2 separate regions of the Homo sapiens genome follow, and region 2 is linked to region 1. The links are chromatin loops, found by intact Hi-C in ENCODE. Cell type or tissue: PC-9. All regions are shown on one strand. Each heading gives the region's core, and the rest is flanking DNA. Links, peaks and the distances in the headings are about the cores only. Region 1 has its middle 32 kb from the start of L1TD1. Region 2 overlaps KANK4 (KN motif and ankyrin repeat domains 4).

Region 1 (14,896 bases), core at 682-5,681:
GTTTGTTTTGGGAAAGGGCTGTTATCGTCTTTGTTTTAAACTATAAACTTTCTCCCAAAGTCAGTTCAGCCTGTGCCCAGGAACCAACAAGGACAGCTTGGAGGTTAGAAGCAAGATGAAGTTGGTTAGGTCAGATCTCTTTCACTGTCTGTTACAAGTTTGCAATGGCAGTTTCACTGCAGAGGCTGGAAGAAGGGAAAGCAGGCATTTGGGGGCCTTCATTCAGTTCAGTGTGGCTACCATGTTTGAGTGGGACACTGAAATCAAAGGGTATATTTTTAAGAGACGAGACTAAAATTACATGGAGACCACATCAGAAAGTGCTGTAAAAGCTGTGGTAAGGCTTTATTCCAAAGGCAACAGAAAGGTATTGAAATCAAGATTTAAAATGGAGAAATCCATTCCTCTAACCCACATTTAACACATTTATCAGGTACCTCTTCCCTTCCAAGTGCTGTGCTTGAGGCTGGGGCTACGCCAGCGGGTGAGTTAGGCACAGAGTGCACTGCATGTGAGCAGGGAAGGAAGACAAATGAGCCACCGCCTTGCAGTGAGAGCCACGTTGCAACTGGGCGAACATAGGGTGCTGGGGGTGTGCATAGATGGGGCCCTCAGCCTAGTACCCCCTTCACCTAGAAGTGGGGAGGGGATCCAGGAAGACTTCCTGAGGTATATTTTAACTATCTGAAGGATACGTAGGAGCTAGCCAGGCAAAGAGGAGCAGGAGAACGTTCCAGGCAGAGGAAGAAGCAAGAATAAAGCTCCAAAACAAGAGAGAACATTGATTTGGGCCATTCAAATAATATTAATGTGCCTATGCTGGGTACAGTGGCTCATGCTTGTAATCCCAGCACTTTGGGAGGCCAAGATGGGTAGATCATTTGAGGTCAGGAGTTCAAGATCAGCCTGAACAACATGGTGAAATCCCATCTCTACTAAAAATACAAAAATTAGCTGGGTGTGGTGGCATGTGCCTGTAATCCCAGCTACTTGGAAGGCTGAGGCAGGAGAATCGCTTCAACTGGGGAGGCAGAGGCTGCAGTGAGCCGGTATCTCACCACTGCACTCAAGCCTGGGTTACAGCCAGACACCATTCCCCGCTCCTCCGCAAAAAGGAAGCAATGCTCAGATTCACATGTTAGAAACAGCACTCCAGTTTTTTTAGCATGAGTGACATTTATTCAATAAACATTTGTGGAGTGTCCATTCAGAGTCCTGGGCTCCAGAGTTAATGGTTTGTTGGTGGGGGGCAGGTGTAAGCTAACGACCACTATGAAATGTGACAAGTGTTGGAGGCCTGAGTCGAGCTGTGGAGACTGAGTGGGACAAAGGGAGTCAAGGACGCCTCCCAGAGGAGGTGGCTTTTCAGCCAAGCCATAACGATGCCTAGGAGTTTAGATATAACGGCAGGTGGATGGAAGATGTGGCATGTGAAAGAGCATGACCTGACCTGGGCTGGGCACGCTGGCTCACGCCTGTAATCCCAGCTATTCGGGTGGCTGAGGCATAAGAATCGCTTGAATGCGGGAGGTGGAGTTTGCAGTGAGCCAAGATCACGCCACTGTACTCCAGCCTGGGCGACAGAGTGAGACTCCATCACGAAAAGAAAAAAGGAAAAAAAAAGAAAAAGTGTGACCTGTTGGGCAATGGAGACAATTTCAAAATGACTTTAGTTTCAGTTACGCAGGAGACGTGACTAAACAGGAGACGTGAAAGGGAGGTCAGGAAACATACCACACTCGTACATGGATACTTGGAATTTGGACTTGTGCCTGTAACTTGAGGGGAATAACAGACCCCTTTGAAAATGCAAAGGCCTCAACAGAAAAAGTTTGGGAGGCCAAGGCGAAAGGATTGCTTGAGGCCAGGAGTTTAAGACCAGCCTGGGCAAAATAGCAAGACCTCATCTCTACAAAAAAAAATTTAAAATAAAAAATAGACAGGCATGGTGACACATGTCTGTAATCCTAGTTACTTAGGAGGCTAAAGCAGGAGGATTGTTTGAGTCCAGTGAGTTATTTTCGCACCACTGCACTCCAGCCTGGGTGACAGATTGAGACCCCATCTCTAAAAGAAAAAAAAGAAAGAAAAAGTAAAATGGCCAGGCGTAGTGGCGCACGCCTGTATATCTCAGCACTTTGGGAGGCCAAGGTGGGCTGACCCATTGAGGTCAGGAGTTCCAGACCAGTCTGGCCAACATGGTGAAACCCCCATCTCTACTAAAAAATACAAAAATTAGCAGGGCATGGTGGTGCATGCCTATAATCCCAGCTACTCGGGAGGCTGAGGCATGAGAATCACTTGAACCCAGTAGGCAGAGGTTGCAGTGAGCCAAGATTGTGCCACTGCACTCCAGCCTGGGTGATAGAGCGAGTGAGACTCCATCTCAAAAAAAAAAAAAAAAAAGTTTTTGCAATAAAAAAAAAAAAGAAGGCAAAATTTGCATACAACTTCAGGGATTCAAAAATCTGCACTCAGCTGAATGCAGTTGCTCACACCTGTAATCCCAACACTTTGAGAGGCTGAAGCAGGAGGATCACTTGAGCCCAGCCTGGGCAACATAGTGACATCCCATCTCTACAAAAAAAAAAAAATTAATAACTAGCCAGGCGTTGTGATGTGTGCCTGTAGTCTCAGCTACTTGGGAGGCTAAGGTGGGGAGATCACTTGAGCCCAGGAGGTCAAGGCTGCAATGACTGTGATCTCACCACTACACTCCAGGCTAGGTGACAGAATGAGACCCTGTCTCAAAAAAAAAAGGATTCAAAATCTTACTGCTATGGGCAGTGGGGAGCCATTGATTTCTAAACAATAGGGGCATATGATCAGATTTGCTATTTATTAATAGAATGATCACAGAAGGTGACTGAAAGCAAAGGGATCAGCTAGGACGTTCTAATGAGACAGTGGGTATAAAGCAGGAAGGGCCCAATGCATGGTGGTATTGGTGGGGATGAAGAATAGAGCCCCATAGGAAAGGCATCAGGAATGGGATGTGCCAGCATGTGACAGACTGGATAGTGAGTGGAGAGCAGTCAAAAACGGTGACAGAATGGTGGGATATGCATTCTTCTCTTCCTCTTCCTCTTTAATAATAGAATTCCCAACTTTTAGCTGGGCACATGGCCACCCAAAATAGACTTCATTTGCCAGCTCTCCTTCAAGCTTGATGTGACCCTGTAACTACGTTCTGGCTGGCAAGGTGTGAGTGAAGTGAGGTGTGCAAACTCTGGCTCCCGCATTTAAAGGAAAAGGAAATGCATTTCCCCCTTCCCACTGGCTGGAATGTGGTAGTGATCCATCTGGATCCAAGGAGATGAGGCCACCGTCCAAGGGATGATAGAACAGCAAGTCAGAAGGAGCATAGGTCCCCAACACCATAAAGCTGTCATCTCCTCTCTGGACTGCTTATTCTGCATTTGATATCTGAACAAGAAATAATCTTCTCACACGTGTAAGCCATTGTACACTTGAATCTCTGTGGCAGTAGGAGTTAGACAACTGCACTTAGCACTATATGGCAGTGTCAACAGTGAAATGCTATGGTTAGTGGATTTCAGGGGGAAACGCTGGGAAAGGCCTTTTGGAAGGAGTATCCTTTCAATGCCTAAGGCATAAAGAATGTCTCCTTATGACACCAGCCCGTGTTCCACGCCCACAGTGGAGTCATCCAGCCCACAGCCTTGCAGAAGGTACAGCTATGTGTTGCTCTAGCAGATTCCTGAATACAGGCTGTGCACCCTGAGGCAGCCTGTCCTTAAGTGAGTCATTGTCTATGAAGTGGCCAGGTGTGGAATTATGGGTGGAACCATTGAATTATCTGAGAAATCTGAATGAAGAAACATGTGGCATTTCAGGCAGTCACAGTGGGGTGCGATCAGGGAGAAGAGAGTGAAGCCGTGAGGTGGAGTGAGGCATAAAGGGAAAGGTAAAATTTGCATGAGTAGAGGTCAAACTGGCTGAAAGCGCTGGGCACAGTGGCTCATGCCTGTAATCCCAGCACTTTGGGAGACCTAGGTGGGTGGATCACTGGGGAGGTCAGGAGTTGAAGACCAGCCTGGTCAACATGGTGAAACCCTATCTCTACTAAAAATACAAAAAAATTAACCAGGTGTGGTGGCACACGCCTGTAATCCCAGCTACCTGGGAGGCTGAGGCAGGAGAATCACTTGAACTTGGGAGGTGGAGGCTGCAGTGAGCCAAGTTCATGCCACTGCACTCCAGCTTGAGTGACAGAGCGAGACCCTGTCTCAAAAAAAAAAAAAAAAAAAAAAAAGGACAGGCTGAAAGTGTGAGCAAGAAGGATCTATCTATGAGGTAGATAAAAGATCAAGTGCAAAGAGAAGAATGCACTTATGGAGCAGATGCCAATCCTCCTTGCCTTGGAACTTCTCCTCAGCCCCATCCAGGATCCCCGACTGCAGGAGGAGCTGTCACACTCCTACAAGAAAACCTGGCTCCTGGCCATTGCAGGACGGACACCAGACACTGCCTGGACCCATGAGGCCCTCTCTTGGGAATTTTAGAGCTGAGATTTGGGAGAGAGATTCAGTCTCCTTCTGGTGTCTGGACTGTATCATGTAGATCTCAGCTGCTGATCACCAGGGTCAGCCTTGTGGAGTTAAGGGGCCAAAGGGACTCTTCAGTCATAAAGCCTAAAGAGGTGGTTAGAGCAAAGCAGAGATAAGAATTTCTGGCTTCTCTGGAGCAACACTTGTTCCTTCAGGAAGACCCCAGATGATACCTACTCTTGAATTCTGTAACTTGTTTCTCTTTTCCCAATCTCCTCTCTGGGTTAGGCAGCTAGTGGGAAGCAAGGAAGGGCTGGTATCTGGAGTCAGATATCTCAGGTGTTGAATTCCAGCTGGACCACTGCTTCACTCAGCTTTTGATCTGTAAAATGGGGGATAATTGTTCCTTGTTCCTCCTCTGTCTTTTTTTTTTTTTTTTTTTTGAGATAGGATCTCCCTCTGTCGCCCAGGCTGGAGACCAGTGATGCAATCTCAGCTCACTGCAACCTCTGCCTCCCAGGCTCAAGTTACCCTCCCACCTCACCCTGCCCCCTAGTAGCTGGAACTACAGGCATGCGCCACCACACCCAGCTAAATTTTGTATCTTTTGTAGATGGGGGTCTCACTTTATTGCCCAGGCTGGTCTCGAACTCCTGGGCTCAAGCAATCCAGCCTCCTAAGGTCTGGGATTACAGGCATGAGCCACCACACCCAGCCCCCTCCTCTGTTTTTCTGTGTTTAGCTAAAATGGTCCCTATGATAGAACTTAATATACAGTGGAGAGCATCCCCTTTCCCCTGGCTGTTTGATTCTTTTTTCCTAGACCTGGGCCCATAAAAACAGCAGCTTGCCTTCACTGAGTACTTAGAAATGCCCAGGCATCAGTCCTAAGGGGTTTGTATGAAGTTACTTACGTCTCATCATAACCCAGTGAGCTAGATATTATCCCTGTTTTACATATGCAGAAACTGAAGCACGGAGAGATTAAGTAACTCACCTAAGGCCACACAGCCTAGTAAGCAAAGGATCTGGGATTTCAAGCCGGATCAGGCTCTGTGACTACACTCCACTGCCTGCTGTGAGCCCAGAACTCTTCTTGCTCCCTTGCCAGTGACCCAGGCTGGGGGAGAGAGGTGCCTGGCTGCAGGCCAGTGGACACTGCTGAGAGAACAAAACTGCTTCGGGGACCTGACATGAAGTCAGTGCCTGACCTGCAGGTCCTACGGGGTGGCTCAGGACAAAGGGGACAAACAGGCAGAGTATTTGGGACTGGAGGAGTTGAGGTATCAGGATGCCCATGTGCTTAGCATTCCTGGGGAAGAAAGAGGCCTCTGTCCAGGGCACAGATGGTCTGAACCCTGCATTACCTCCACTGCCCACTAAGGAAGGAGTTCTTGACAGTTCCAAATCCATTCCTTCACACCCTCTCCTGTTTCAGTGAGAGCTGGGCCTGGAACAGAGGAACCCCAGCTGCTGTCTGAGGGAGTCCCGCCTGACCTCCCCTCTGAGCCCCATCCAGCCCTTCGTCCATTTCCACGCTTGGGAGAGGTCTGGAAAGGGCTGCGGAGCCTCTGCTCTGAAGCAAGCAGAACAATTCTGTTGCTGTTTGGGGATTTGAGAGTACATTCTCCAATCTCATGTTGCCTTTGAGATGAGGGGATTTCCACTCTTCTCCCTGGAAGGGAAAACTATGGGAGAAAACTGTCCTTTGACACCCTCTCCCACAATCCCAGTGGTCAGATCCGGGGCAGGAACGGAGGGAAGCTCAGGCCTGGGCCCCACAAAGAGGAAGCGGCTGCTGTTCTCCCCACCTCTTGTGGGCTTAGCAGGGCTGGTCCAGCCCAGTGTGGGACCGTGTGACTCTGCGCGTGAGTGTTAGGATGGTCACTGTAAATCTACGCCACGCCCTTCTTTTGAGCTTTAGTCAGGAATAAAGTTGATGTCTGTCTATGGTATCTTATCTTTCAATTGGTTACCTGCCTGGGAAATGAGAAAAGTGATGTTATTTATTGTCCCCATGCCCCAAGCCCCACACATTCCCTGGTCAGCACACCGGGCTTGTAGATGACGCCTAGCTTGGTCCAGCTAGGAGAAGTGGGATGGAAAAAGAGGGGTGAGGGTGACAGGGCACATGAAATGGAGCACTGCCAGACCCAAAGGATGTCTGAGCCCACAGCTGACATGCCCTATTGAGGGCTCACTGTGTTCCAGGAGCTGCCATTTACAGAAGACACAATGGTGCTCCCTGGAGTTGTACAACAGAGCGCCCTAGGTCCCAACATGAGGTAGGACAGAGCCTCACAGGAGGAGAGACAGGGCATCCAGGCCTTGAAGTTCAGAGGTCTGGTCAGGTAGACAAGGGGACAGAGAGGCAGGCGGGACCATACCAGGGGCCAGGATTTGCCGCCCAGGAGCCTGACCAGGAGTCAGAGGAAGTCGGTGGTCCCAAGATGGGGTTCGGTCCAAGTAGCAAAGAGGGCAATAATTCAGGACAGCAACAATTATGGAGCCACCTGGGTGCCAACCCCAATCAGACCCGATCTGGGTTTTAACGCACTCACATTCGAGGCCGGGCGCAGTGGTTCACTCCTGTAATCCCAATACTTTGGGGGGCCTAGGTGGGCGGATCACCTGAGGTCAGGGGTTCAAGACCAGCCTAACCAACAAAGTGAAACCCCATCTCTACTAAAACAAACAAACAAACAAACAAAAAACAAAAGTAGCTGAGCGTGGTGGCACATGCCTGTAGTCCTAGCTACTCGGGTGGCTGAGGCAGGAGAATCGCTTGAACCTGGGAGGCGGAAGTTGCAGTGAGCCGAGATTGTGCCACTGCACTCCAGCCTAGGCAACAAGAGCGAAACTCTGTCTCAAAAAACAACAACAACAACAACAACAAAAACCACTCACATTCGAGGCTGGCTGTGGTGGCTCACGCCTGTAATCCCAACACTTTGGGAGGCTGAGGCGGGAGGATCGCTTGAGGCCATCACTAAAAATACAAAAAAAATTAGTCGGGCATGATGGTGGGTGCCTGTGGTCCCAGCTACTGGGAGGCTGAGGCATGAAAATTGCTTGAGCCCAGGAGGCGGAGGTTGCAGTGAGCCAAGATTGTACCACTGCACTCCAGCCTAGGTAACAGAGCAAGACTCTGTCTCAAAGAAACATAAAAAAATAAGTAAAATAAAATAAAACATTCATATTCAAATCTAAATGGACATAAGAAAAACAAAATATAAAAACACTCACAGCCCAGCAGGGAACAGACACAGGAACCAAGGGGTCAGCTGAGCCAGGACTGAGCTGGGTCTTGAAGCATGAATAGGAAGGAGTTCACTCAGCAGAGATGTGGGGTAAGCATTCCAGACTAGGGGTGCAGGCAGGAAAGAGCACCGTGATGTCCTCTGACATCCAGCAGTGGGTGGCTACCTGGGGCCGAAGTACTTAGGGGATTACAATAATCTTAAAGGCTATTGTTGATTGATAACTCTGTACATTCACATGCTTAACGTAGATGCCAAGTTTGTTGAAGAGTGAATTTCATAGGCTTCAAGACCATAGCATGCCATGCTGGACCGTAGCTTCAGAATCACCCCATCCTCCTTGAATTCCTCTGGGGTTCCCTTAGGTAACCTGGAGGAGAAGGGAGGGAAGGTGGATGGGGAGGCCACTGGTGCTCTGGTCCTCTCAGAAGTCCTCAGGTTGTGCCAGTTGGCTCTCTTTAGAATGTGTGCCAGCAGGCTGGGCATGGTGGCTCACACCTGTAATCCCAGCACTTTGGGAGGCCAAGCTGGGCAGATCACCTGAGGTCAGGAGTTTGATACCAGCCTGGCCAACATGGTGAAACCTTGTCTCTACTAAAAATACAAAAATTAGCTGGGCGTGGTGGTGCACGCCTATAATCCCAGCTACTCGGGAGGCAGAGGTTGCAGTGAGCAGAGATTGTGCCATTGCACGCTAGCCTGGGCAACAAGAGTGAAACTCTATCTCAAAAAAAAAAAAAAAAAAGAATAATACACAAGATCAAGTGGAGTTTATTCCAGAAATTGAAGAATCAAAGATGGTGCTATATTAAGAAATTTTGGGCCACACGCAGTGGCTCACGCCTGTAATCTGGCACTTTGGGAGGCCAAGGCGGGCAGATCACTTGAGGTCAGGAGTTTGAGACCAGTCTGGCCAACATAGCGAAACCCTGTCTCTACATTAAAAAAAAAAAAAAAAAAAAACTTAGCTGAGTGTGGTAGCGGGTGTCTGTAATCCTAGCTACTTGAGAGGCTGAGGCAGGAGAATCACTCGAACCGAGACAGAGGTTGCAATGAGCTAAGATCGCATCACTGGACTCCAGCCTGGAGGACCGAGTGAGACTCCGTCTCAAAAAAAAAGAAAGAAATTTTGTAATGTAATTATTAAGTCAAAAGAGAAACTATATATATAATCACCTTTATTAATGTTGAAAATACATTTAGTCTGGGAGTGATGGCTCACACCTGTAATCTCAGCACTTTGGGAGACCAAGGTGGGCGGATCACTTGAGGTCAGGAGTTCAAGACCAGCATGGTCAACATGGCGAAACCTCATCTTTACTAAAAATACAAAAATTAGCCTGGCATGATGGGATGCGCCTGTAATTCCAGCTACTAGGGAGGCTGAGGCCCGAGAATCGCTTGAACCCAAGAGGCAGAGATTGCAGTGAGCCGAGATTACACCACTACACTCCAGCCTTGGTGACAGAGTGAGACCTTGTCTCAAAAAACCAAAAAAAAAAAAAAACAACGAAAATACCTTTTGGCCAGGCGTGGTGTCTCACGCCTGTAATCCCAGCAGTTTGGGAGGCCGAGGTGGGCAGATCACTTGAGGTCACGAGTTCGAGATCAGCCTGTCCAATGTGGTGAAACCCTCTCTCTACTAAAAATACAAAAATCCATCATGGCTAACACGGTGAAACCCTGACTCTACTAAAAATACAAAAAATTAGCTGGGCGTGGTGGGGTGCATCTATAGTTCCAGCTACTCAGGACGCTGAGGCAGGAGAATCGCTTGAACCCGGGAGGCAGAGGTTGCAGTGAGCCAAGATCACGCCACTGCACTCCAGCCTGGGTGACAGAGCGAGACTCCGTCTCAAAATACATACAAAAATTAGCCAGGTGTGGTGGCAGGCGCCTGTAATCCCAGCTATTTGGGAGGCTGAGGCAGGAGAATTGCTTGAACCTGGGAGATGGAGGTTGCAGTGAGCCGAGATCGCGCCACTGCACTCCAGCCTGGGTGACAGTGCAAGACTTTGTCTCAAAAAAAAAAAAAAAGAAAATACATTTCACAGCTGGGCGCGGTGGCTCACGCCTGTAATCCCAGCACTTTGGGAGGCCGAGGCGGGCGAATCGCCTGAGGTCAGGAGTTTGAGACCACCCTGGCCAGCGTGGTGAAACCCCGTCTCTACCAAAAATACAAAAATTAGCTGGGCATGGTGGCAGGTGCCTATAATCCCAGCTACTCGGGAAGCTGAGGCAGGAGAATCGCTTGAACCCGGGAGGCGGAGGTTGCAGTGAGCCGAGATTGCACCACTGCACTCCAGCCTGGGTGACAGAGCGAGGCTCTGTCTCAAAAAAAAAAAAAAAACAAAAAAAAACCCCAGAAAATACATTTAAATAAAATTTCTATACCCATTCCTAGTAAACTTCTCTCTTAGTCACCTCAGGCTGCTTTAAGAATGTATCATAGACTGGGTGGCTTAAACAACAGGCTGTTATTTTCTCACCATTCTGGAGGCTGGAAGTCTGAAATCAGGGTGCCAACATGGTGAGGTTCTGGTGGGGCCGTCTTCTTGGCTTGCAGACAGCTGACATCTCACTGTATGGTCACATGGCCTTTCTTTGGTGTGTGCTCATAAAGACAGAGCTCTCTGTCCCTCCTCTTATAAGGAAACTAATCCACTGCAAGGCGTCCACTATCATGGCCTGATCTAAACCTAAGTACTTCTCAAAGGCCCCACCTTCAAATACCATCACATTGGAGGTTAGGGCTACAGCATATGAATTTCGAGGGGACACAAACATTCAGTCCATAACAATCTCTTAATACATATTTACGGGTAGTTCTTTATCTTACTCTTTTATATTGATTCTTCTAAATAGAGACAGAGTCTCACTATGTTGCCCAGGCAAGTCTCAAACTCCTGCGGTCAAGTAATCTCCCAACGTTGGCCTCCCAGAGTGCTGGGATTACAGGCGTGAGCCACCGTGCCTGGCCACCTTTATTCTCTTTTTACCTCTAACAAAAAGTAAATAAAAGTAGCCGGGCGCAGTGGCTCATGCCCGTAATCCTAGCACTTTGGGAGGCCAAGGCAAGTGAATCCCTTGAACCCAGGAGTTCGAGACCAGCCTGGGCAACATGACAAAACCTCATCTCTACAACAAGTACAAAAATTACCTGGGGGTGATGGCGCACACCTGTAGTTTCAGCTACTTGGGAGGCTGAGGTGGGAGGATTGCTTAAGCCTGGGGAGGCGGAGGTAGTTGTGAGCCAAGATCGTGCCACTGCACTCCAGCCTGGGTGACAGAGCCAGACCCTGTCTCAAAATAAATAAATAAATAAATAAATAAAAGTTAAAAGAATTAGTTTGTATTTTCTATTTAATTAAAGATAAAAAGGGCTGGTTTGTATCTTTTTCTTGGAGTCTTATTTTTCCCCTTAAATTTTAACTATCATCATCTTGTCTGATGTCTGTCTTCTCATTTAATTCCATTTTTGTAACTTTTAAAAATAAATGAGGCCGGGCACAGTGGCTCATGCCTGTAATCCCAGCACTTTGGGAGGCAGAGGCGAGTGGACTGCCTGAGGTCAGGAGCTTGAGACCAGCCTGACCAACATGGTGAACCCCTGTCTCTACTAAAAATACAAAAAAAAAATTAGCTGGGCATGGTGGTGGGCGCCTGTAATCCCAGCTACTCAGGAGGCTGAGGCAGGAGAATTGCTTGAACCTGGGAGGCAGAGGTTGCAGTGAGCCAAGATCATGCAACTGTACTCCAGCCTGGGCGACAGAGTGAGACTCTGTCTCCAAAAAAAAAAAAAGGAAAAAAAAAATAAACCCCAAGCAGATATAATAAAGGACACTTCATACAAATGAATCAAAAATGAATTAAAGCCAATTAAAGAAAAAGTTGAAAACATGAAATTAGAGGGAATAAAAGATATGGTGGGTGAAATAGACCCAGTTCTTTAGCCCTGTAAAAAAATAAGATAAACCACATTTTTTTAACTTTTATTTTTTTTGGAGTCAGAGTCTCACTCTGTTGCCCAGGCTGGAGTGCAGTGGCATGATCCCGGCTCACTGCAACCTCCGCCTCCCAGATTCAAGCGATTCTCCTGCCTCAGCCTGAGTAGCTGGGATAACAAGTGTGCGTCACCATGCCCAGCTAATTTTGTATATTTAGTAGAGATGGGGTTTCACCATGTTAGCCAGGCGGATCTCGAACTCCCAACATAAGGTGATCTGCCTGCCTCCGTCTCCCAAAGTGTTGGGATTACAGGCGTAAGCCACCACGCCTGGCCTTATTTTTATGTTTTTGAGACAGGGTGTACTTCATCACCCAGACTGGAGTGGAGTGGTGTGATCACAGCTCACTGCAGCCTCGACCTCCTGGGCTCATACAATCCTCCTACCTCAGCCTCTCGAGTAGCTAGGACTACAGGCGCACATCACCACACCTGGCCAGATTTTGTAATGTATTGTGGAGACAGGGTCTCACTATATTGCCTAGGCTGGTCTTAAACTCCGGAGCTCAAGCAATCCTCCTGCTGCAGCCTCCCAAAGTGCTGGGATTATAAGCGTGAGCCCCCACGCCCAGCATAAAGCACATTTAAGGATACAAAATTCGGCCATGCGCCGTGGCTCATGCCTGTAATCCTAGCACTTTGGGAGGCCAAGGTGGGCAGATCACTTAAGGCCAGGAGTTTGAGACCAGCCTGGCCAACATGGTGAAACCCATCTCTACTAAAAATATAAAAATTAGCCAGGTGTGGTGGTGCATGCCTGTAATCCTAGCTACTCAAGAGGCTGAGGCAGGAGAATCATTTGAACCCAGGAGGCAGAGGTTGCAGTGAGCCAAGATTGTGCCATTGCACACCAGCCTGGGGGACAAGAGTGAAACTCCTTCTCAAAAAAAAAAGGCCGGGTGTGGTGGCTCACACCTGTAATCCCAGCACTTTGGGAGGCCAAGGCAGGCAGATCACGAGGTCAAGAGATCAAGACCATCCTGGCTAACACCGTGAAACCCCATCTCTACTAAAAATACAAAAAAAAATTAGCCGGGCGTGGTGGCAGGCGCCTGTAGTCCCAGCTGCTGGGGAGGCTGAGGCAGGAGAATGGCATGAACCCAGGAGGTGGAGCTTGCAGTGAGCCGAGATCATGCCACTGCACTCCAGCCTGGGCGACAGAGCAAGACTCTGCCTCAAAAAAAAAAAAAAAAAAAAGATACAAAATTAAAAGCCCAATTTGCATAGCTAGATGAGTGCAGTATGGTGGAAGTAATACAAACAGAGGTGTTCTAATCACACTAGAAGTCAACATTGAGCATCGCAAGGTACCATTTTTTTCTTCATTAAAATGTGTTTTAAATTATGCCCTTTGTTGACAGGAAGAGGTGAAAAGCCAGCTCTCTCAGTTGAGACAGTATAAATCACTAACTCTGTTTTTGAAAGTAATATGGATAATATGTAGCACAAGCCATAAAATGACCAGACCCTTTGGTCTATTAATTCCAGTCTTGCTAGCCTGTCCTACCATAAGGGTGGGGTGGAGAAGGAGGGTAGGACTAAATAAAGGAAATTCTTATTCATAAAAATTTACATTTGTATATATGGTGATTAGAAACAAAATGGCTGCAAGGTCCAATGGTTATTTTAGAGGAAAGATTTAATTTAAAAATTGGCCGGGCACAGTGGCTCACACCTGTAATCCCAACACTTTGGGAGGCCAAGTTGGACGGATCACCTGAGGTCAGGAGTTCGAGACCTGCTTGGCCAACATGGCAAAACCCCATCTCTACTAAAAATACAAAAAAAATTATCCAGCACCTGTGATCCCAGCTACTAGGGAGGCTGAGGCACAAGAATTGCTTGAACCCGGGAGGTGAAGGTTGCAATGAGTCGAGATCGCACCATTGCATTCAAGCCTGGACAACAGAGCGAGACTCTATCTCAAAACATAAATAAATAAATAATTGACTTTTAGCAGCTTTAATTGCTTATTATTATTATTTGAGATGGAGTCTCACTCTGTCGTCCAGGCTGGAGTGCAGTGGCACGATCTTGGCTCCCTGCCACCTCCACCTCCGGGTTTCAAGCGATTCTCCTGCCTCAGCTTCCCAAGTAGCTGGGATTATAGGCATGCACCACCACACCCGGCTAATTTTGTATTTTTAGTAGAGACAGGCTTTCTCCATGTTAGTCAGGCTTGTCTTAAACTCCCGACCTCAGGTGATCGGCCTCCCAAAGTGCTGGGACTATGCGCGCAAGCCACCATGCCCGGCCTACTTTTCATATTCTTATGCAAGTTAAGCAAATAATTGAAATATCCCTATTTGTTTATAGACTTGGGTCAGGATGTTGTATAATAACATCTCTAGACTTCTTCAATGTCTCATCTGAAGTGTGAGGCTCCTCAGTCCTCTTTCTCAGGTGTTCAGAGAACACAGTATTGTCCCTTTCATATAACTCAGAAGCCTTAACATTCTTTAATGTCTGGTTTTCCCACTAAGACCATAAACTCTATCAAGTCAAGGAAAGTCTTTCTTGGCATAAAAATATTTGGGCCACCGGTATTGAGTTCACATCCTCCATTGTTGCAGTGAAAGGAGAGATAGATGTCACAATCCCTAACAGCCTGGAGTTTTGCTGCCCTGTTTTTATACTACCATACAGAAAACTTAAATGTCTGCATACTGTCATTTAAAAGCTAATAATAGAGAAGTAAAAAATATGGATTTTTAAATATCTCTAAGCCCCAGCCATACTAAAGGAGAAATAATTCTCTGCATGAGTCAAGTCCTCTCTCCAGCCGGGCACGGTGGCTCACGCCTGTAATCCTAGCATTTTGGAAGGCTGAGGCAGATGGATCCCCTGAGGTCAAGAGTTTGAGACCAGCCTGGCCAACATAATGAAACCCCCTCTCTACTAAAAATACAAAAATTAACCAGGTGTAGTGGCGCATGCCTGTAATCCCAGCTACTCAGGAGGCTGAGGCAGGAGAATTGCTTGAACCCAAGGGGAGGCGGGGAGTGCGTAGGTTGCAGTGAGCCAAGATCGTGCCACTTCAGCCTGGGTGAAAGAGTGAAACTCCATCTCAAAAAACAAGTCCTCCTCTCTCCTCTAGGTTTTTTCAGGCTATTCTTTCT
Region 2 (14,945 bases), core at 5,837-10,836, 76 kb before region 1:
CCCCTTTCTTAGCAGATTGGGATTTTCATTGATTCAGGAATTCACCCATTCTTTGAAACTGCATTGAGCCTCTGCTCTGTGCCAGGACCCGTGCTGATTCCAGTTTACAAGACAGGGCCATGGAGTATGTGCTTGTGCACTCGTGGCTCTGCTCTGCAGGGGGAAGGGAAGAGGCAACTTTTACTCCTAGTTCAACCTGCACTTCGGTAGGTATGGTGGGGAGGATATTTAGGACTTCTTAGTGCTGAGAATATGCTTACTTTTATTTATTTATTTTTGAGACAGGATCTCACTGTTACCTAGGCTGGAGTGCAGTATCATGAACATGGCTCACTGCAGCCTCCACCTATATACTTACTTTTAAAACTCTGATGTTGTGCAAGTTATGTCATCTGTGGGCGGGGGGACTCAATTTTCCTATCTGTACAATGGGTTTGAGAACAATCCTTTCTTGCCAATTTCTGGATGATGGCGTGGATACAGTTATCACAGAGCCACTCGATTGTGTGTGAAACAGGAACAGTACAATATCATAATGTACATGTGTGTCGATCCCTGGCATAGTCAAGCCTCACCCTTATCCTAGAGTTAGTTACTGCCATAATCCCCAATGTGTAGGTAAGGAAATCGAGGCTCAGAGAGGTTAAGTGACTTGCCCAGGGTCATGGTCCATATTAAATGACCATAAAACTGGGATTTCACAGAGCCCTCTGTCTTTGGAGATCAGACGGCTAACCACTTTGTGCTACACTGTAGTAGAGTTTGTGGGAAGAGGCATGGGTTTGGAGGTCAGTGTATCCTGGGATTGGAGCCTAGATTCACCGCCAAGCAGCTGTGTGATTTACAGCTGGTCCATAACCTCTCTGTGCCTCAGGACGCCAATCTCCCAGACCAAGTTTGGACTAAGAGGCTTCTAATGGGCCTTTCTGTGAACAGCCTGCAGTCTACACAGATAATATTTCAAAGTAGGATTAAAGGAGAGAAAAGGGGCCCTCCGGCTAAAAACAGGGCTGTCACAGTTTCCAGGATAAAATAAATGCTGTCCAAGATTTAAAGTACGTAGATGGTGAATGTGATACATGGGCAGTTATAGATTGGTGGCGTCTGAAGAAGCTGGCCGAGCGTTCCTTCTCCAAGAGAAAGAAGTCCTGTTTTCAAAAGGATCACTTCACTGTCTCGCCCAGGCCCTGGGCTCTGCCCCCTCAAATAGCTTTCTGGAGACACAGGCATTGTGGGAGAAAACACAAATCCCAGTTCCATCACTCTCCTCATTTTTTCCCCAAAAGTAAATAAAACTTGTTGGTTGGATAGATTTTTTTTTTTTTTAATGTGGCTGTGGCTTTTCCCCCTTTGCATGGAAGGATCCTTTGTGTCTGCAGAGTTTCCTTTGGTATGTATTTCTAATTTGTGGCTCTGACGTCAAATGACAAGGGGGGAGAGAAATACAGCATAGGGAGAATTTGCTCCACACAAGGATAAAAGAGCAGCCTTCGGTGCCGATTCCCCTCCACATCCTGGTTTCTGCCCAGCAGCCCGGAGACGCCAGCTCTCGGTGCCATCGATTTGGATGTTCCTAGCAGGGCACCAGGCAGCAGGGCTGAGTGTTTTCAGGCGCTGCGCTCAGTTCATCGGTGTTTCCCACCCCGCTCTCCCTTCTGCCTTGGAAAATGTAGCCATCCTACTCCTGGGGAAAGGTTTAAAAGACAGAATGGAGGCTGGGCGCAGTGGCTCACACCTTAATGCCAGCACTTTGGGAGGCTGAGGCAGGCCAATCACCTGAGGTCAGGAGTTCGAGACCAGCCTGGCCAACATGGAGAAACCCCATCTCTACTAAAAATACAAAAATTAGCTGGGCATGGTAGCACATGCCTGTAATCCCAGCTACTCAGGAGGCTGAGGCAGGAGAATCGCTTGAACCCAGGAGGCAGAAGTTGCAGTGAGCCGAGATCGCGCCACTGTACTCCAGCCTGGGCGGCAAGAGCAAGACTTCATCTCAAAAACAAAACAAATCAAAACAAAACAAAACAAAAAGACGGAATGGCAAGTTCGGTAGTGGCTGAATATAATAGTGTGGTCAGGGTCTACAGTTATTAGGTACGACGTTGAGTATGAATGGGGAGGGCATTTTATCAATGTTTAAATTTAAAAAAAAATTTATTATTTTACTTTTAGCTTGGGGATACATGTGCAGAACGTGCAGGTTTGTTACGTAGGTATACATGTGCCATGGTGGTTTGCTGCACCTATCAACCCGTCATCTAGGTTTTAAGCCCCGCATGCATTAGGTATTTGTCCTAATGCTCTCCCTCCCCTTGCCCCTCACCCTCAGCAGGCCCCAGTATGTGATGTTCCCCTCCCCGTGTCCATGTGTTCTCATTGTTCAACTCTTACTTATGAATGAGAACATGCGGTGTAATGTTTGAATTTTTAAGAGATTATTTTCATGGATCATTTGTGTGATTTGAAATAAAAAATAATAACAAAAGGCATTACCCACCTGCCCCTCCATAATAGGGTGTTTGGGAGTGAGAGGAAAAGAAAGGGAAAATGGCTTCACCATTTATTATCCCCGTGAGCCTGAGAACATTATTCAAGTTTACTAAACTTCAGCTTCTTTGTCTATATTAATAAAATGGTGCTGACCTGGGGCTCTTGTAACACAGAAAACAGAGACTCCCTTGAGTTGTGGTTCCAGGAAGAGACTGAGAAGCCATAAAATGCAGTACAGTAGTACCTCCTTTCCCATGGGAGATACATTCCAGGACCCTCTGTGGATGCCTAAAACCATGGATAGTACTGAACTCTATATATACTATGCTTTTTCCTATGCATACATACCTGTGATAAAGTTTAATTTATAAATTAGCACAGTAAGAGATTAACAACAATAACAAAAGACAACAATTATAACAATAATACTGTAACAAAAACTATGTGAATATGGTCTTTCTCTCTCTCCCTCAAAATGTCTTAATATTTTTGGACCTTCATTAACCATAGGTAACTGAAACTTCAGAAAGCGAAACTGCAGATAACAGGGGTTTGGGGGGGAACCACTGTATTGATGTCTAAGCACAGGTCTGGAAGGAGGCCAAGCATCCTTGAGGCAGTTGATACCGTGGAGAGGAGTTTGAGTTCAAGGTCATTCTTCCAGTACAGCTGGTCACTGGCCTACATTCTAAGTGCCATGGATTAACACAGCACCTGCCAACCCACCCCTTGCCCTACGATTGCACGAAGCTCTCTTTTGTTGCTGACTTCAAGTTCCAGAGAGCATCCTGATGTCTGAGCTGGTTCTCTGCAAGTGAGGCTTTCTCTCCAGTCTCTGTCTTGGCAGGTGCCAGGCAGCCAGGGCATGGGATGCCACTGTGGCAGGGGTCCTCCTTGGGCCAGTTGGATGAGAGGGGTGGGCAGAAGAGAGTCCTATGTGAAGAACTTTTGAGGCAGAAAGGGTGTGGGTGGAGATTCTTCAAGAAGGAGAGAAGGGTGAGCTGGAACTCAGAAATGTGCCCAGTAGAAATACTTACTGAGCCATAAAGGATCTAACAGAGATTCTTAACTTAGGGTCAAGAGCCCCAAGGGGTTCCCGTATAGAATTCAGAGGAGTCTGTAAACTTGGATAGGGGAAAAAAAGCATCTTTATTTAGGATTTTCTTGTATTACGAATGTAGGCAACAATCCACAGTGTATTTGCAGTCCCTGTGACATTGTCACCACTAGAAATCACAGATATTTTCATGTTACATTTTAGCTGCGACAGATACCTTGAAATATTATTTATGTCCCTGATGGCTTTGTATTTATAGTAGTTACTATACCTGCTGCCAGAGCTTGTTATTTAATGCATTAATAAAGAAGAATATATTACTATATTACACAATTTAAAAAATTTTATTAATTATATTTCAATATTATTGGTTTTCTTTGTAGTCAAGCTATGCATTTTATTTTATGCATTTTTAAATGTTCTGAGAAAGAGTCCATAGGCTTCACCAGTCTGCCAAAGGGATGAAGGCACAAAAAAGGTTAAGACCCCCGACAGGAAGTCAGTAAGCTTTATCCCCAATTTCCTACCCTCCCTCACCCTGACTTTTTATATACTCATCTGTCACTGTCTAATTAGTGGAAGACATTCTTAAGGAGTAGTAAATTTTATTTAATTGTTGGCAAATTTGCAAAAGCGCAGAATTTGTGGTTTGGGTAGAAGACTTTGATGTTATCTAGAGGTCAATTTACAAATTGCAGGCACACACGGCTGACTCATCGGGTAATTCTATCAGCCCACAAACCCACCAGCCCCTGAGCTGATTGCTTGGTTAATCCCATGCAAAGCAATCTACTGGAACAACCACCTAGCGCGCAATGATGATCCCGAGAGGTTAAGGAGTTTGTGTAGACTAACTGATGAATCCCTTGATCCAGTGCAAACTAGAATCCTAGGAAGGAGATGAAGCTGGTGAAGAAGTAGCTTTGAAGTGGGTTCTGAAATGGAGGGTATGCAAAGGAGGAGGAGGGAGGATGTGGAGGACTGGCCCCATGGTGATTTTGAGGAGGAAGCCAGGAAACAGGAGCGTCTACTGGAGCAATATTTATTAGAGTAGTGGTTGTGTTTTTTTTTGCTACCTTTTATCGAACTTGTGCCAGACACCGTGCCAAGACCTTTGAATATAGCAGTTGTTTCATCTTTACCCACTACTCAATAAGGTATGACTGTTATCATTCCCGTTGTATTGGTGAGCAAAGTGAAGCTCTAAGAGGTTAAACACTTGCTCTAGGGTACCCGAGATATCAAGTGGTGGAGCCAGGAGCTCAGCCTGCATCTGCCTGATTCTAGAAACTTGTTCTTGAAACCTACTACAGGCAACTGGGAAGAGTGTGTTTGGGAAAGCTCTGGCTGCCATATTCTTTTGGTAGGAAAGTGCTTACTATCCATCCTCATCTTCCCCAATCCATCTCTCTGGCCTTTGCTTGTTCTCACGCCAGTTCCTTCCCCTCCCACCCTTAACCCACTCACAGGCATACAGTCTGCAGGAGTGATGACAGAATAGAAATTACAAGCAAAAGCTGTGGAGTCAGGCAGAATGGGTTCTAATGCCAGCTCTGCTACCTGGCCATGACCATGCTGAACCTCAGTTTTTGTATTTGTGAAATGGAGATAATGGTGCTTGCCTAATTTTACCTATTCTCCCTCTAGTGCTTCAGCGCCATTTTGGGTAGTTCTTTCCATTTGGGTGGGAGGAACTAGACTTAGACTGGGTGAAATTGTCCCCATCTTCTCAGGTGAGCTCTTTTAGGAAGGCTTCCCTGATTTCTCTCCAACATGAGCAGCAGGCACTACTCATCATAGTACCTGGCTCTGGCCTTGTGAAGAGCTAATTGCTATTGCTGTGCATGGCTGTCCCTCTGTATAGAAGCTCCTTCTCCCCTTCCCAGTGCCCAGTGCCGCATCTGTCATGGAGGCCTTCTCAGTAGAACCTTGATAAAAGCAAATGAATTGTTTCTTTCATTCCCCCTTTCAGGGAATTTGCCCATTCTTGGCACCCCAGCCCCCCAAACCCCTTTTCTGGTCTCCGTCACCTAGAGCTTGTCCCTCACCTTTCTTTGGCCCCTGCTGCTTTCTCCCTCTCTCTCCAGTCCTCCCTGCATCCTACCTTGGCCATTAATGCTGCTGCTCCAAGTGCCAGATGCACTAGGCTCCTACGCAATTTTGTATTAGTTGAGGGTGGAAGAAACCTTACCACTTACCTAGATCGTCCCCCTTGTCTTACAACTGAGGAGCGAACCAGAGAGGGCAGGTGGCAGGCCCTGGGTGGCAAGGGGATTGAATGACTGAGCTGAGTGAGGACTTTTGCCCCAGTTTGCTGCCCTGCCCTGGGACTGATGATTCCACGTGGTTAAGTGACTGATATTTTGGACAAGGGAACAGGGGAGGAGCACATTCTTCTTCAGGTGCTTGCTTGCCTTGCTGTAGTGCCTGCCTCGGGGCTGGCCTTCCCTGACTTAATCCTCTTCTTCATTCTATCCCCATGTCCCTTGGCTTTGCCGACTGCTGAATGGAGCCCTGTGTCAGCCAGGCCTGTGGGTGGCCGCCTTCGGGTGATGCTTGCTGGTGCCAAAAGGCTCCTGCCCTGAGAGCTCTGCCCACTGGCAGAGAAATTCCCCGCTTTTGAACCATTGCTTTGGGCTACTTTGTCTTCTCCAGGCAGCTCTTGTTAAAATGTAGATGTGTTACCTGGAAGGAGAACCTGTTAGTCCATCGCAGTGTGGCCCGTGGAAGAGTGAAATTCCCCTGGCCTTGGCTAAGTCACATCGCTGCCCTATCCTCAGCTTCCTATCTGTAAAATGGGGACAAAAAAGATTGTATTATAGGGTTACCCAAGATGAAATGAGATAGTGCACTTAAAGCCCTTGGCACATAATAACTAGTTAATAAAATTAGCTTTTTTAAAAAAATTTAAGTAATGTAGTCTTCTTTCAGTTGAAGGTTTCTTTTTCCTTTCTAATTATAAAGTGGTTTTGAAGTTAACTTTCTTGCCTTTAAAATAGGGTAAAAGATCCTACTTCACTGGTGTGTCGAGGATTTATTGAGCTAAACTGCCTGTGGATGCTACCAGGTCTGCCTGGGATTCTCAATGAGAGCCTGGTGCTGTGGTCTGAAAGCTGGTATCCTCCCAGAATTCATATGTTGATGTTCTAATCCCCAATGTGATGGTATTAGGACATGCAATCTTTGGGAGGTAACTTAGGTCATGAAGGTGGAGCCCTCACAAATGGGATAGTGCTCTTAGAAGAGAGAGCTCTGTCAACCCTTCTGTCATGTGAGGACACGCCAGATGCCAACAGTCTGCAAGCTGAAAGAGGGACCCCACCAGAACCCAGCCATGCTGGCACGCTGATGGCATTCTCCGAGCCTCCAGAACGGTGAGACATACACACATCTTTTGTTTGGAAGCCACCCATCTTATGGTAGTTTGTGATAGCAGCCCAGACAGGCTAAAACACCTGGTATTCTTCAAGTTATCCTGGAGGTGAGGATTGAAAGCCCCTGGGAGCCCCAAGGGAGGTTCTGGGACGGTCCCTAAGGGAGGAGATGGAGGAAAAAGAGGCAGGAGAATCAGAAGTCAGGGGGACCCTGCTCCTCCACCCCAGCTGCTTAGATGCCAAGTCTGGGTGGGAGGGGACTTAGGAATCTGCCTTTCTCTGGGAGGGTTTGGGCCCTGTGACATTTTTCCCAGATCGTTGCCTTCTAGGCAAGTTCTCTGAGGTGCTGAGTTCCCTGGGGAGAGGTGCCCTCGGTGTTCCCTCCCTGGCTTGACTTTGGGGGTGGTGGTTGTGGTGGTGGTAGCAGGAAACCAGAGTTTTCCTTAACCCTCTGATCTTGGGATGAGTGTTGGTGGGTGCTGGAAACTGCTCCTTTGAGAGGGTGGCTGGGCTTTTGAGAATGTCAGCCTGGCTAGATTCTTTGTGATTCCTCCTGAGACCAGGATAGTTCTCTCCAACCTGGACCAGGAGAGAGATCAGGAGCAGGAGCACCTGGCCCAGGCTCCTGGCTGGTGAGTGAGGAGGGGTAGGGGGTGCAGCTGCTCAGGAGTTTTCTGGTAACCAGCATAGACTCACTTCAGGGCTCTCTACAGGATCCTCCCACCCCTGCTCTTGTCCTGACTGCAGAAGGCACATTATCTGGCCAGGCAGCCGCCCTGGGCAATAGGAGGTCATTAGGCCCCTCTCCATGCAGGCGCCTGTGTGAGCCTCTCCAGCCGGCTTTCCTGTTAGCCTCTGGGGAAGGTGCGTCCCCACTGTCATCCATCATAACTGTAGTTAGCCTTCCAAAGCAGAGCCTGAATCATGCAGAAAACACTTTTCCCTAGGGCGCTAGAGACCAGGAGCAAAGGGCAGGCAGAGGTGAATGCTGGTTCCTGGGGCCCAGAGACCAAGCTGCAACCTGCCACTTGCCAGTCTGATAGAAAAGACAAAAAAGGGCATCCTACAGGGTGGATACGGGGTGAGCAAAGGCACAGGGGTGTTAAGGCAGGGGGTGAGGTGTGAGTGGCATTTATGAAGGGCAGAGGAATTGGAGATGAGGCTAGAGAGGTATGCAGAGACAGCCTTCAGGGCCTAGCTGGCAGGCACATGGGTGGCATTTGGCTTGCATTTGGGTTCTGTTTGACCTTCATAGCATTTTTTAAAAAAGAAGAATTCTGTCAACATTTAAAAATCAGATTTTACATAAATCTACATGTCTAGCTTCTTTTGAAAAAAAAAAAAAATCAGGTCTGGCAACACTAGCCTTGAGTCACTCCCACCATGGCCACACCTGGCTGGAAGGTGAGCAGTGGACCTTCGGTGATGGCTGGGGTCCCACAGCCAACTGGCTTGTCTGAAATCTCTGCCATAAGCTTACTGTGGAGTTATTACAATGTTCTCAGAATGTTAATGTGTTACAGGGGAGGAGAAAGGAAATTCTAAACTATTCACATTATAGTCTGTTTATCAGATTAGGAAATGAATTTTAACTACTCCTCAGGAATTTTTTTTTTTTTTTTTTTGGCAGAGTCTCTTTCTGTCACCCAGGCTGGAGTGCAGTGCTGCGATCTCAGCTCACTGCAACCTCTGCCTCCTGGATTCAAGCCATTCTCCTTCCTCAGCCTCCCAAGTAGCTGGGACTGCAGGTGTGCACCACGACGTCCGGCTAATTTTTGTATTTTTAGTAGGACAAGGTTTCACCATGTTGGCCCGGCTGGTCTCGAACTCCTGACCTCAGGCGATCTACCCACCTCAGCCTCCCAAAGTGCTGAGATTACAGGTGTGAGCCACCGCACCGGACTCCTCAGGAAAATTTTGATTGTGGGTTGAGAAGCAGTTAGGTGGGGCAAATGGGATGCTTCCTGCATGATGGCCTGGGAAGGAACCTGGACGAAGTGAAGGTGGGGCCAGGACATCTGGAAAGATGGAATGACGGGTAGGCCTGTTTGCTTTCAGCTGCAGTGTCTGGCATCTTTACTGGGGATGACACCAAAACACCCACCCTTGGCCAATATTTATTGTATTGTAAGATGTTTACTATCTTACTTTATTATCCTTTTAAGCTTAAAAAGAAGGACAGAGTGAAATGTTTCTGTGTGTTTGTGTGTTTAATTGCTACAGAAACTAATACAAAGAGAATTTTTAGGAATAATTTGGAAAAGGAGGAGAGGAAAAGAAATTATTATTATGTTATATTATATTACTATTCCTCTAAATAATGTGTATGTTGGAGGGGGTGGCCTTTACAATTTGAAAGGCTTTGTGAACACTATTGGGAATTTTTTTATTAAAAATTATTATAAATATCATACCAGTTAGCAGCAAACATTGAAAAATATATAGAGGTAATGAGTTATGATCATGCCACTGCACCTCTGCCTGAGCAACAGGGATAGAGAATCTGTTTAAAAAATGATAATAATAAAATAATGTAGAAGCATATAAAGGCAAAAACTTTAAACTGTCAAGAACTGGTGGTTAGAGCATATAGACCAGTTTGGAGGAAATTGATCTAGTTTGGCACTGTATATATATGATATGTAACTACATATTCTTATATAGAGCTAGATACATATCCAGATATATTTGTATAGAAAATTTTTTAAATAAAAATGGGGCTTACCTATTGTCCTGCTGTTTTTTTCCTCATACTCCATCTTGAACATATTGCAAGTCATTAATTATGTCTGGGTCTGAGTAAAGAAAGTCTGTGGTCTAGGTGCAGTGACTCATGCCTGTAATCCCAATGCTTTCAGAGGCTGAGGCAGGAGGATCGCTTGAGGCCAGCAGTTTGAAACCAGCCTGGGCAACATAGTGAGACCCCTATCTCTACAAAACATAAAAATAAAAATTAGCTGGGCATGGTGGCACATGCCTGTAGTCCCACCTACTTAGGAGACTGAACCAGAAGGATCGCTTGAGGCCAGGAGTTTGAGGCCACAGTGAGCCATGATGGCACCACTGCACTCCAGCCTGGGCAGCAGAACAGGACCTTGTGTTAAAAAGAGAGAGAGAGAGAGAGTCTGTAATGGGAAACACTACTAAATAGAAAGAGCTAGTCCTGAATCCCCACTGGGCACCTCCAAACCTTAGTTGCCAGTTCTTTTAAATGGAGATGATAATTCCTTCCTTCAAAGGTTCTACTGAGGGTTAAATAAAATGTGAATGTGTTCAAAGCAGCTTTTTGGGTACTGGGTTATCAGAGCGCAATGCAGTGTCAGGAGAAAGCAACCCCTGCTTAACATCTTCCATTCTTTGGATTCCCGATTTTTCTTCCTTCACCGTGTTGCAGGAGGGTTCAGAGGGCCAGTGAACCTTGGATGAGTTATAACTTTCACAGTGGAGCTTAAAATCCTCCTTTCAGTGCTGTTTAACATTAAAATCTCAAGCAGGGGCAGGCATGGTGGCTCACACCTGTAATCCCTGAACTTTGGGAGGCTGAGGCAGGTGGATCACCTTAGGTCAGGAGTTCAAGACCAGCCTGGCCAACATGGCAAAACCCCATCTCTACTAAAAATACAAAAAAATTAGCCAGGCTTGGTGGCAGGCGCCTGTAATCCCAGCTACTTGGGAGGCTGAAGCAGGAGAATTGCTTGAACCCGGGAAGCGGAGGTTGCAGTGAGCCGAGATCACGCCATTTCACTCCAGCCTGGGCGACAAAGCGAGACTCTGTCTCAAAAAAGAAAAAAAAAATCTCAAGCAATTCATCAACAGCTGCATTCGGGTTTTGTTTAGGACATTTTCCCTGGAATCACTTTTATTTATTCAGCTGCAGGAAAATTTCTGAAGCCAGGTAGGTATGTGGTGTTCTCTGATAGGAAGGCTTTGGCCTGTGCTGGCTCTTGGGGAGATGGAGGTGCCCTCCTGCCGTAGGAAAGGTCAACCCCTCTTAGTACAATGGAGGGGATTCACAGCTTGTCTTTGCAAGTGACACCTCCTTCCTGCACCCTCCTTTTCCGTTTTCACATCTCTTCTGCTTCCCTCTCTAGATTACAATATTCCCTTTCATTTGGATATCACTTCGTCTTTAGCAAAGCACTTGTACTCCCATTATCTCATTGAACCCTCTGGCAAGTCTATAGACTTAGGACAGTAGTGGTAGGTAGCAGATAAGCAGCTGAGGCCCAGAGAAGTTGTGATATGCCTTAAACTCACACAGCAGAAATTGGACAAATCTGAGTTAGGATCTGGATTTCCTGGCTCACAAGCCATGCCGGTCGCGCTGTATCATATTGCCTCCTTTCTTAATTGTTGGCAGGAATCTCCTGAAAGGGGAGGCTGTTGGCGAGGGGGCGGGTAATCGGCCCCAGTGCTGGCTGGTTGGGAGAGGCTTTTTGGAATGCATGAGGTTGTTGGGCTTAGTGTCCTAAAGAGACTGGTGGGAGCAAGCGAAGAGGATGGGGCTGGGTGGGGCAGTTTGGAGGTCACCTGAGGTCAGTGGAGGGGGCAGACAGGAGCTGGGGAAGTTAAGGCCCAGTGCAGAGCTAGAAGGGGAGAATCCTGGATTGGAAGCAGGTCCAGGGTCCTTCTTGTCATCACTGGAAGGCTTGTGGGCTTTTTTGACATTTGGTCTCATTTTGGATGTTTGGCCCTTTTCTTGCCCCCATCAGTGGCACATCATAAAAATCTGCTTCTGGTATCCCAGTGAGCACCTCTTTCTTATTTCAGGTCACAGCTCCCTGGCACTCCATTCCCATGTCCAACAAATCAAAACTTATCAGTTCTGTTGCTATTCAGATCAACGTCTTGGTTAAATGGGCCTAAAACATTCATTTAGCCCAAATTTGGTATATGGACCAGCTCTTGCCAATAGAAATAGAATCTGAAGGTCCGGGCATGGTGGCTCATGCCTGTAATCCCAGCATTTTGGGAGGCCAAGGTGGGCAGATCACTTGAGGTCAGGAGTTCAAGACCAGCCTGGCCAACATGCGGAAACCCTGTCTCTACCAAAAAATACAAAAATTAGCGAGGCATGGTGGTGTGTGCCTGTAGTCCCAGCTACTTGGGAGGCTGAGGTTGGAGAATCGCTTGAACCTGGGAGACGGAAGTTCCAGTGAGCTGAGATTGCACCATTGCACTTCAGCCTGGGTGACAGAATGAGAGCCTGTCTCAAAAAAAAAGAAAAAAAGAAAAAGAATTTGAAATACATTTTAAGTTTTCTAGGAGTACATTAAAGAAAATAAAAAGAAAACAGGTGAAATTAATTTTAATATATTTTATTTAACCCAATATATCCAAAATATTATCATTTCACCATGTGATCAGTACCAAAAAAAGAGAAATTTTATATTCATTTTTTCATATTAAGTCTTTGAAATTCAGGTGTACTTTACACTTACAGCACATTTTAATTCAGACTAGCTACATTTCAAGTGCTCAGTAGTTAGTTAAGTAACATGTAGTTAGTTAGCCACTAACATGTAGTTGGTGGCTACGATATTGGGCAGCAGAGTTATGAACCAAGACGACTTAGTTTGGGATGGGCGGTGGGTGCTTTTGGGCACCTTTGTAATTAGGGTGCCTTTGGGTCGGGGGGCTGGTCAGGAAACCTCAGCTATAACACATCATGGCTGCTCGCCCTGTCCTCACCTTTGCACTTGTTGGTATGGATGACATGATGTTGAAAATACCGCCCCTCCCCATTATGCCAGCTATCATGCCCTTCTTTGTGCCCTACAATCTCCCTCTCTCAACTCCTTTGACTTTTGTCAGCCCCATCCTGGATTAAACTTTACTGTCCCATTTCTCTGACCCTGTCTTGGGACTGCTGGATCCATTAAATCCATGCCCTTTGACTTCATCTGCTACTTGGCATCCTCCATGTGTGTCAGCTGCCTCTCATCCCAGTATCCTCACTGACTATTGCAAACCTCATCTACACTTCGTAAGTTCCCAAGTCCATTCACACAGCCCTCAGTCTCAGCTCTTGATCTCTTCCTACCTGAGAAGATGGAGATCATGTGGCTTAAACTTCCTCATTCCCACCTTGCTGTTTTTCTCCATCTTTGCTCTCCACTCCCCTGCCAAAGCCAAACTTTGAAAGCCTTCTCTTCCCACCTCCAGAAACTCTAGCAGACTGGCCCTTTGGGTAAAAGCCATGAACTCTTAAGCCAGAGCTTTTGGCTTCAAATCTCAGATTCTCCTACTGCTAACCTGGGTAAACTATTTCACCTCTGTCTTAGTCCATTTGGGTTGCTATTACAAACTACCATAGACGGGGTGGCTTATAAATTTTAATAAATTTTATTTCCCACAGTTCTGGAGGCTGGAAGTCCTGGGTCAAAGCGCTGGCAGATTCCACGTCTGGGGGACAACCCTCTTCCTGGTTCATAGACAGTTGTCTTCTTCTGAGTCCTCAGTTGGTGGAAGAGGCCAGGGAGCACTCTGGGGACTTTTTTATGAGGACATTAACCCCATTCATCTGCTCTATCTGCCCAAATCCCTATCTCCTAATACCATCACATTGGGGGTTAGGATTTCAACATACGAATTTTAGAGGGGGCTCATTCAGTCTGTAAGCACCCTCTCTTTGCCTAGTCTTCTCATTGTAAAATATGAAATAAAATAATAAAAGCATCTAGCTCCTAAGGTAGTGGTAATGAGTAAATTCAACATGTGTTGCATCTTTTATTTAGCACAGTGCCTGGAGTAAATGTCGACTCCTATGCCAGCTCCTCTTTCTTGCATCTAGAAGTCCATCCTTCTCCCTCGGCTTCTTCCTCCAGACCTGCAAACATGCTCGCCTTTCCCAGAGCTCACCTTGTCCCTCCCTGGAGCTACTGTCCCTTTCTCTCCTGAATTGCACTGGAAAACAGCCAAAGCGTAGCCCATCTGCTGCTTCAACCATCTTGTCAACCCTTGACGTCTGCCTCCTGCTCTTTTGAAACTAAGCCCGAGCCTCACATGGTCTTCAAGTTCCACAGCATCTGACATCATAGAACAGTCTTCTCAAAACTGACCCCCTTTGTGTTTCTGAGCTGTACCCCATCCTGGCTCTTCCTTCTTACCTGTTCCCCATGCATGACTGTCTTCAGGGGTGCTCCTCAGACTCCTCTGCTTGCTCTTGCTTCTCACCACCCCCCACCCCCAACCACGTGGTGATCACACGGAAATGGATGGCTCTTGAATCTACATCTCTAAGCTTCAGGTTTCTCCCTTGTCCCAGCTGTTAGGTGCCAAGTGCTTTCTTCCTTGCTTTCTCTCTGGTTGGTGACCTTTCAATCCCCACTGCAGGCACTGTGATAAGCATTTTACATACCTCATCCCAATTCATCTGTGTAATCCTATAAGGAGGAAATTGTTTTTTTCTCGTGTTAGCTATTTGGACGCTGGGCTGGCAGTAGAGGCGGTGGGCGCAGTTAGGGAACCTAAACACACACTGGTAAGTGGCAGAGCTGGGATTCAGACCCGGATCCACACACTCCAAAGCCCACACCCTTAATCTTTGTGCTTTCCTGCCTCTGTCCGGTCTAGTCCCAGGCTACGCTGTTTTCATAATTTAATAAGCGGTGGGTGCTGAATACCACTCATGTATGTCAGACATTCTTCTGTGCCTGTGTTGTTTGTGTGTCGGTGTTCTGTTCACCTTGCTGTTGGCCAGGTTCATCACTGGTTAATTTCAGTCTATGTCTGGACCTTTGGTGTTAGTACCTGAAAATCTTAACTGAGCCCAGGTCCCTGCTGTGCAATGCAAGAACCCAGTAGTAGGAGCGTGCACACATTTCCACATAGTGCATATGTTTCTCTTTCTCCCAGTCTCCCCATCTGTGAAATGAGAGAGTTGAACTCGGTAATTGCAGGAGCCTGTCCAGCTCTTGTGCTCCGTAAGTCTGTTTCATGTTCTGCTTACCTGGAGCCTACTGTGTTCCCAGCACATGATAGATGCTTTTGGGCAATGCTGAGAGAACACAAAAGGCATTGAG

The links. Peaks named below come from ENCODE experiments on the same cell type or tissue, not always from the same donor. Only the 100,000 strongest peaks of a DNase experiment are listed, where the experiment ranks them.
Region 2: a loop joins it to region 1, with 6 times the contacts of the local background. A loop is called at or near these places in 1 of 110 quality-filtered maps.

What each region holds. Positions count from the first base shown.
Region 1 is chr1:62,219,755-62,234,650 of GRCh38, reverse strand. No RefSeq gene overlaps it. Among named protein-coding and RNA genes, the nearest start is that of L1TD1, 32 kb to the right of the region's middle. RefSeq lists enhancers at 882-1,382, 1,383-1,883. In PC-9, for the core only: no CTCF peak of the experiment used is centred there; DNase peaks (open chromatin) are centred at 3,740 and 4,930; H3K27ac peaks cover 2,905 bases.
Region 2 is chr1:62,301,081-62,316,025 of GRCh38, reverse strand. All of the region lies in intron 1 of KANK4 (KN motif and ankyrin repeat domains 4), which reads left to right. Among named protein-coding and RNA genes, the nearest start is that of KANK4, 11 kb to the left of the region's middle. RefSeq lists an enhancer at 6,864-7,550. In PC-9, for the core only: no CTCF peak of the experiment used is centred there; DNase peaks (open chromatin) are centred at 5,915, 7,785, 8,275 and 9,705; H3K27ac peaks cover 2,364 bases.